Linked DNA regions of Homo sapiens: region 2 is linked to region 1. A link is an interaction called in ENCODE POLR2A ChIA-PET data of the cell type or tissue named here. Cell type or tissue: PC-9. All regions are shown on one strand.

Region 1 (4,000 bases):
CAGGGTTTCACCATGTTGGCCAGGCCGGTCTCAAACTCCTAACCTCAAGTGATCCACCCACTTTGGCCTTCCAAAGTGCTGGGATTACAGGTGTGAGCCACCTTGCCGGGCCAAGAAGAGTTTTGAAGAATCGACTGGGACTCGTCCTGAGAGGCAAGTGGTGGGAAGGGTATTCCAGGCAGAAGGGAGAGCGTATGCACAGCACAGAGGCAGGAAAGTCCATGGTCCATCCCAGGAGGAGGCTTTGGTGGGGCCTTGGAGTCACACAGTCCTGGCTCCAGTCACAGCCCTCTCCGTCACTAGCCAAGCCTCAGTTTCCTTCATCTCTGAAATGGGAGGACAGGACCCTCCTCATGGTTATGAGATCGTAAATGTAATGTCAGAACACAATGCAATTACGTGGTAAGCGCCCTATTAAACGCTTCTCTTATTGTGTGTTAGTAATGTGTATTAGTTTGCTAGGCCAGCCATCACAAAATATCACAGACTGGGTGGTTTAAACAACAGATGTTTATTTTTTCACAGTTCTGGGGCTGGAAGTCCAAAATCAAGGTGCTGGCAGGGTTGGTTTCTCCTGAAGCCTCTCTGCTTGGCTTGCGGGTGGCCACCTTCTTGCTGGGTCCTCACATGGATTTTCCTCTGGGCACACACATCCCCCAAGTCTCTCTCTCCTTTTTTTTGTTTTGTTTTGTTTTGAGACGGAGTCTCGCTCTGTCACCTATTACCCAGGCTGGAGCACAGTGGCACAATCTCGGCCCACTGCAACCTCTGCCTCCTGGGTTCAAGCGATTCTCCTGCCTCAGCCTCCTGAGTAGCTGGGACTACAGGCACCTGCCACTACACCTGGCTAATTTTTGTATTTTTAGTAGAGACGGGGTTTCACCATGTTGGCCAGGCTGGTCTCTAACTCCTGACCTCAGGTGATCCACCTGCCTTGGTCTCCCAAAATGCTGGGATTACAGGCATAAGCCACCATGCCCAGCCCAGTGCCAGTTTATGGAGGGGGACATGGAGGTACAGAGGGCTTTGGGTTATGACTCAAGGTCACACAGCTAGGAAGGAGCAGACAGGATTTAAACCTAGACAGTCTGACTCTGGGGTCCCTGCTCCTCTCCCCATGCCCTCTCCACCCTCCCACACACACAGCAGGAGCTCCCTGCACTCCACAAACACCCTTTTGCATGTCACTCAGCTCCGGTCAAACTGTTAACTTCTCCCCCATTGTCGGATACTAAGGAATTTTTCAGTTAATATTTTTCCATTATAAATGAGGTTGGAACAAACCTGTTTGAACATAAGAGCTTATTTCTTCTTTTGGATTTTATACAAGTGGGATTTCCAGGGCAAAGGGAGCATTTTATTGTCCCCGAGAGCGGGGAAGGAGTGAAACCCGAGCTGGGCCCCGCCTGCACTGCCCACCTGCCGGTTTACTTTGTGGGAGGGGAGGCTCGGCAGTAGGGATGTCCTGAGACTTGGCTCGGCACTGCCCCACCTCCAGCCACCTCTTTGTCTCTGCCGCCTCTGCCTTAGAAAGTTCCGGGCCCCAGCCAGGCACGGTGGCTCACGCCTGTAATCCCAGCACTTTGGGAGGCCGAGGTGAGCAGATCACGAGGTCAGGAGATGGAGACCATCCTGGCTAACACGGTGAAACCCCATCTCTACTAAAAATACAAAAAATTAGCCAGGCGTGGTGGCGGGAGGCTGAGGCAGGAGAATGGCGTGAACCCGGGAGGCGGAGCTTGCAGTAAGCCTAGATCGCGCCACTGTACTCCAGCCTGGGTGACAGAGCAAGACTCTGTCTCCCCAAAAAATCCAAAACAAAACAAAATAAGACAAAGAAAGTTCCAGGCCCCAAATCCTGGTTTTTCTGAGATTCTGAGTTCAAAATAATGGTTCCTATAAGGATATGGTCATTTTTTATTTTATTTTTGAGATGGAGTCTCACTCTGTTACCCAGGCTGGAGTGCAGTGGCAGGATCTCAGCTCACTGCAACCTCCACCTCCCAGGTTCATGTGATTCCCCTACCTCTCAGCCTCCTGAGTAGCTGGGATTACAGGCACCTGCCACCACGCCCGGCTAATTTTTGTATTTTTAGTAGACACAGGGTTTCACCATGTTGGTCAGGCTGGTCTGGAACTCCTGACCTCAGGTGATCCTCCCACCTCGGCCTCCCAAAGTACTGGGATTATAGGTGTGAGCCACTGCGCCCAGCCTGGTTTCCCATATGATTTCCCCTATTAGTAGTTCCCATCTCGAAGGGTCCCTATGATGTTGAGATAGGGAAGGAAGCTAGCAAGTTTGGAGCAGGAGAGGGAAATGGAAGCCCAGAGAGGGCAGGGGCCTTGCCTGGGCTCAGCCAGCAGCGAGAGCAGAGAATCCCAAGGTGGCCCTGAGCTCCCACTACCAGTCCTCGGTTTGCTCTTGACTGAGGCTGGCAGTGAGGTTGAGGGAGAGAAAATTATTTCTCAAAGTGGTGGTTGGGGAGTGACAGGAAGCAGTTCCCTTAGGGAGTCTCTTTCCCAAGGGTCAAATCCCTGGATCTTGGAAAGCTCGTTGTTTCACATCTGCACTTAGTTGCCCGACTGGGGACCCCATGCAGCCTGGGAATGACCGTGAAATGGCTGCCCAGTGGGCAGGGTGTTTGCTCTGCACTTGGCCCTGACCACTGAGCCACAGCCAGGCCGGCTGCAGGGCTGCAGCTCTCAGCCCACAAGAACAGGAGCCCCCGAAGGAGGGGCAGAGGCTCTGCTGGGCCAGGCCCAGGCCCTTTTTGCCCTACTCTGGCCCCACCCCCAGGGGCTGTGGGGAACAGGCAGAGAGGCCAGCTTCCTGGACAGTGGCCTGGGAGGATGAGGCAGGCAGGGAAGGAGCCGGAGCTGCTCGGGCCAGGGTAGCCTGGGAAGATGAAGTTGGTGTTTGGCTAGTGAGGCCAGGGCGCACCCCCACACTCACTCAGGCATGCGCGGCCTCTGGTGCCTCTCCAGAGGATGCATTTCCCAGAACTCAGCTCCCCACAAGTCATGACTTCAGGGCAGGAAGGCCCTCAGGGACCAGCTCCAACTGCCTGAGTTGACAGAGAAGGTCCAGGGCCAGCCAAAGGAAGGGACAGGCCTGAGGTCAGCTGGTGAGTGGCCACGTCAGGAGGGGGTTCTTCAGAAACCCTGGTCGATCACTCCCTTCTCCAGCCGTCGAGGAACCAAACTGTTGGCATTGTGTCTATACATCTGTCTCCCCCACCTGGCTAGAGTCCCACAGGTGGGGGCCAGCCTTCTCTCAGTTCCTGGTCCCAGGCCCAGGGCCTGGTGCAGGAGTGGCCCATGAGTCCCTGTCAAAGTGAAGCAAACTCCTACCTGGGCCTTCTTTTTTTTCTTTTTTGAGACAGAGTCTCACTCTGTCGCCCAGGCTGGAGTGCAGTGGCACGATCTCAGCTCACTGCAACATTTGCCTCCCGGGTTCAAGCGATTCTCCTGCCTCAGCCTCCCGAGTAGCTGGGACTACAGGTGCGCACCACCACACCTGGCTTGTTTTTGTACTTTTAGTAGAGACGGGGTTTCACCATGTTGGCCAGGCTGGTCTCGAACTCCTGACCTCAAGTGATCCACCCGCCTCAGCCTCCCAAAGTGCTGGGATTACAGGCGTGAGCCACCACACCTGGCCTCAATGCCCTTCCAATGTCCTTGTCCCCCATCCCTACTGTGCTGTGAGTCTAACTTTTTTGGGGAATCAGAGTGTGACTTTTTAAAATCTGTTGGACCTTCTGGGCTGGAGAGCCTGTGTCCCCTTCAGGAACGCAGTAAAATACTTGGGAATAATGGGACGGGTGCAGGGGAGGTTGGAAGGTGGCGGTCCTCAGAGACTAACGTTTAGAAGTTGATCTTGGGTGACCAACCATCCTGGCTGCCTGAGACTAAAGAGATTCCTGGGACGTGGAACTCTCAGTGCTAAAATAATAATAATAATAATAATACACATTGGGCCGGGCACAGTGGCTCACGCCTG
Region 2 (4,000 bases), 1.1 Mb after region 1:
TGGCTCAATGCAGTGGCTCACGCCTGTAATCCCAGTACTTTGGAAGGCCAAGGCAGGCAGATCACTTGATCCCAGGAGTTTGAGATCAGCCTGGGCTATGTGGTGAAACCCTGACTCTACAAAAAGTACAAAAATTAGCTGGGTATGGTGGTGCCTGCCTGTAGTCTCAGCTACTAGGGAGGCTGATGCAGGAGGATCACCTCGGCTCAGGAAGGTCAAGGCTGCAGTGAGCCAAGATTGCACCACTGCACTCCAGCCAGAGATACAGTGTGAGACAGTGAGTATCTCAAAAAATAAAAAATAAAATAAAAAAGAATTAAGATGTTTTTCAGATCCCAAATTCCAGCAAAATAGCTTATGCCAAGTTAGAAGATCTTCACAGAGAAACGATGTCAGCATGAGAATACTGCTTCTTCATCTCCCTGTCTCATGATGACTTCACCCTGCACCCAGCCTAAGAGCCAATTTTAATTAGCTCCAATTTAGAGGAGGAAACAGAGGCTCAGCCGAGTACTCCATCTGGGACAGAGCCCCTTCTGTTCCCCGCAGTGGAAATTGGCAGGGCAGGAGACGTGGGTTGTGGTCCCACCTCTGCCACTCACGCTCACACCATTGGCAAGTCCCCTTTCTCTCTGACTTCAGTTTCCACACCTGCATAACAAGGAAGGGGGTGCTACGGTACCCTTAGGATAGATCCATCCCGCCCTGCTGGGCCACCTGTCACCTGGAGCACCATGCAGGCTCTGCACTGCCCAGCCAGGGCCCATTCACATGGTCCGAGTGTGGACGGCGCCCCTGCAGTTATATAACCCAGTGTCCTGAGTCCTGTGCTCCTCAGAGAGGCCTGGGATATCCATGTCTTTCCTCCTTTGTGGGGCTTGGCTCAAGTTCAAGCTCTGGGCCTGTCCCTCTCTTCCCCACCTCCACTACCTCACTCTGCCCATTCACTTTGGGGAACAGGGAAGGAGGCAGGTAGCAGAGCCAGGGCACTTTTATTTGTCAATAATTGTAAGTATAACTTTTTTTTTTTTTTTGAAATGGAGTCTCGCTCTGTCACCCAGGTTGGAGTGCAGTGGCGCAATCTCAGTTCACAGTAGCCTCTGCCTCGGGGGTTCATGTGATTCTCCTACCTCAGCCTCCTGAGTAGCTGGGATTACAGGTGCCCGCCATCACGCCCAGCTAATTTTTGTATTTTTAGTAGAGACAGAGTTTCACCATGTTGGCCAGGGTGATCTCCAACTCCTGCACTCAGAGGATCTGCCCACCTCAGCCTCCCAAAGTGCCGGGATCTAAAAATACAAAAATTAGCCAAGTGTGATGGCATGCACCTGTAGTCCCAACTACTTGGGAGGCTGAGGCAGGAGAATCACTTGAACCTGGGAGGCAGAGGTTGCAGAGAGCCAAGATTATGCTATTACACTCCAGCGTGGGTGACAGAGTGAGACTCCGTCTCAAAAAAAAAAAAAAAAAACCCCAAGAAACACAAAAAACAAAAAATTGGCTCTTGACCATCATGAGGGCCACCTGTGACAGTGTCTGTGGACCCACTGTGTCACCTGTCCAATGCTGGGAAGTGTTTGCTTCTCAAGGGCTCCCCAGCAGGCAGCTGTGAGAAAGGATCTCTATGAGGGTCCAAGGTCCTCTCTGAAGAAATTCCAGAATGTGCCCTGGACTTCTGGCGAGGCGGCATCCCCTGGGAAGGTGGCATGGGGGCGTGGTGGAAAGCCCCTGGCCTTTGGCATCAGACGGAGCTGGGTGCTGGACTCTGTACTTAACCCATATTGTGACCTCTTCACCCTGCAAAATCTCCATTTCTTTATCAGGAAAATGGGACTAATAATCCCGGCTTACCAGGGCCAGCTGAGATCAGGGGTGTAGGAGCTTCGTGTACCCAGTGTGTGGTACACAACAGGTGTTCAGCTGGGGACTCTTCTTCTCTTTTCAAGGAGAGGGCTGACTCTTGCTGAAAAATCAGTAACCACAGCTGGGCATGGTGGCTCATGCCTGAAATCCCAGCTATTTCTTGGGAGGCTGAGGCAGGAGGATTGTTTGAGGTCAGGAGTTGGAGACCAGCCTGGACAACAAAGCAAGACCCCTGTCTCGAAAAATGAATAATAATTGGGTGGGAGGGGATTGAGGGATGAGGAATTACCTACAGGGTACAATTTACGTTATTTGGGTGAAGGTTAAACTAAAAGCCCAGGCAATATATCCATGTAACAAAAATGCACTTGTGGCCGGGCGCGATGGCTCATGCCTGTAATCCCAGCACTTTGGGAGGTCGAGGCAGGCGGATCACCTGAGGTCAGGAGTGTAAGACTAGCCTGACCAACGTGGCAAAACCCCATCTCTACTAAAAATACAAAAATTAGCAGGGCGTGATGGCAGGTGCCTGTCGTCCCAGCTACTCAGGAGGCTGAGGCAGGAGAATTGCTTGAACCTGGGAGGCAGAGGCTGCAGTGAGGCGAGATTGTGCCACTGCACTCCAGCCTGGGTGACAGCGTGAGACTCTGTCTCAAGGAAAAAAAAAAAAAAGAAATGTTCAGTTTTTTAAACATTGACAATAGACTCAGTTAAAAAAAGAAAAAAAGAGCTGGGCACGGTGGCTCACGGCTGTAATCCCAGCACTTTGGGAGGCTGAGGGGGGCAGATCACGAGGTCAGATGATCGAGACCAGCCTGGCTAACACGGTGAAACCCCGTCTCTACTAAAAATACAAAAAACTAGCCAGGCGTGGTGGTGGGCGCCTGTAGTCTCAGCTACTCGGGAGGCTGAGGCAGGAGAATGGCGTGAACGCGGGAGGCAGAGCTTGCAGTGAGCGGAGATCAGGCCACTGCACTCCAGCCTGGGTGACAGAGCGAGACTCTGTCTCAAAACAAAACAAAACAAAACAAAAAAAACAAAAAACAACAACCACCCTCCACAAGACCTGACATGGCCCTGGGGCCACCACTTTGACTGCTCTGGGTTAGCTGGGTTCTCCGATCCCAGATTGCTTGGTTCCTCTGCAATTCCCGGGGCAGAGTGAGCCTCAGAGATGAGAATTCCTGCCTCCTCTTCCTGGACACATGATCACCGGTGTCAGTGGACATTCCCAGGTCACAGGCTCCCCACACACATTCTGTTCATGCCAAGAGCTCAGGGACCAGTGTCATCCTGTGCTGTGGACATTCCTAGGTCACAGGCTCCCCACACACATTCTGTTCATGCCAAGAGCTCAGGGACCAGTGTCATCCTGTGCTGTGGTCATTCCCACCTAAATGAGGGCATCTGGGGACACAGGACATCAGGGACCAGTCCTCAGGAGTTTCACAGCTGGGCTGGGGTTCATGGAGACTGGAGTCTGGCAGGTTTCCACTACCTCCCTACCTACCTACCTATCTATCCAACTAACTAACCCCTTTTCCCCTGACTATTCCCTGTGGCTGGGAGGACAAGGGCTATGACTCATTTCTCGCTACGTACATCCTCAGAGCCTAGCACACAGTAGGCCCCTAGCAAGCGAGGATGACCGCGGCTACAGCCTCTACAGAGAAAAGAGGCAGGATTTGAAGCTCTAAAAATGGAGCCCAAATTTCTGAGCTTGGGAGATGAGGCTGAACCAAAGCAAATCGGGATCAAAGGAGAGAGTGGGCCTAAGTGTTTGCCTTAACTGCCAATCAGATTTTTAAAAAAGTAACCTGCTCAAAACCACACAGCTGGTAAGTTGTGAAGCCTGAGAGATGGTGCTTGTGTGTGTGTGGTTTTTTAAATTAATTGTAGTAAAATATACATAACATTTACCATTTTGATCACTTCTTTTTTTTTTGAGACGGAGTTTCGCTCTTGTCACCCAGGCTGGAGTGCAATGGCATGATCTCAGCTCACTGCAACCTCCACCTCCCGGGTTCAAGTGATTCTCCTGCCTCAGCCTCCTGAGTAGCTGGGACTACAGGCACGCACCACCATGACCAGCTAATTTTTTGTATTTTTAGTAGAGACAGTGTTTCGCCATGTTGGC

Evidence for each region. Peaks named below come from ENCODE experiments on the same cell type or tissue, not always from the same donor. Only the 100,000 strongest peaks of a DNase experiment are listed, where the experiment ranks them.
Region 2: POLR2A ChIA-PET joins it to region 1 with 11 read pairs; 2 of 35 experiments call an interaction of 5 or more read pairs at or near these places.

Annotation. Positions count from the first base shown.
Region 1 is chr22:36,456,962-36,460,961 of GRCh38, reverse strand. No RefSeq gene overlaps it. Among named protein-coding and RNA genes, the nearest start is that of TXN2, 23 kb to the left of the region's middle. In PC-9, no CTCF peak of the experiment used is centred here; no DNase peak of the experiment used is centred here; H3K27ac peaks cover 1,193 bases.
Region 2 is chr22:35,359,031-35,363,030 of GRCh38, reverse strand. No RefSeq gene overlaps it. Among named protein-coding and RNA genes, the nearest start is that of HMOX1, 20 kb to the left of the region's middle. In PC-9, no CTCF peak of the experiment used is centred here; no DNase peak of the experiment used is centred here; H3K27ac peaks cover 87 bases.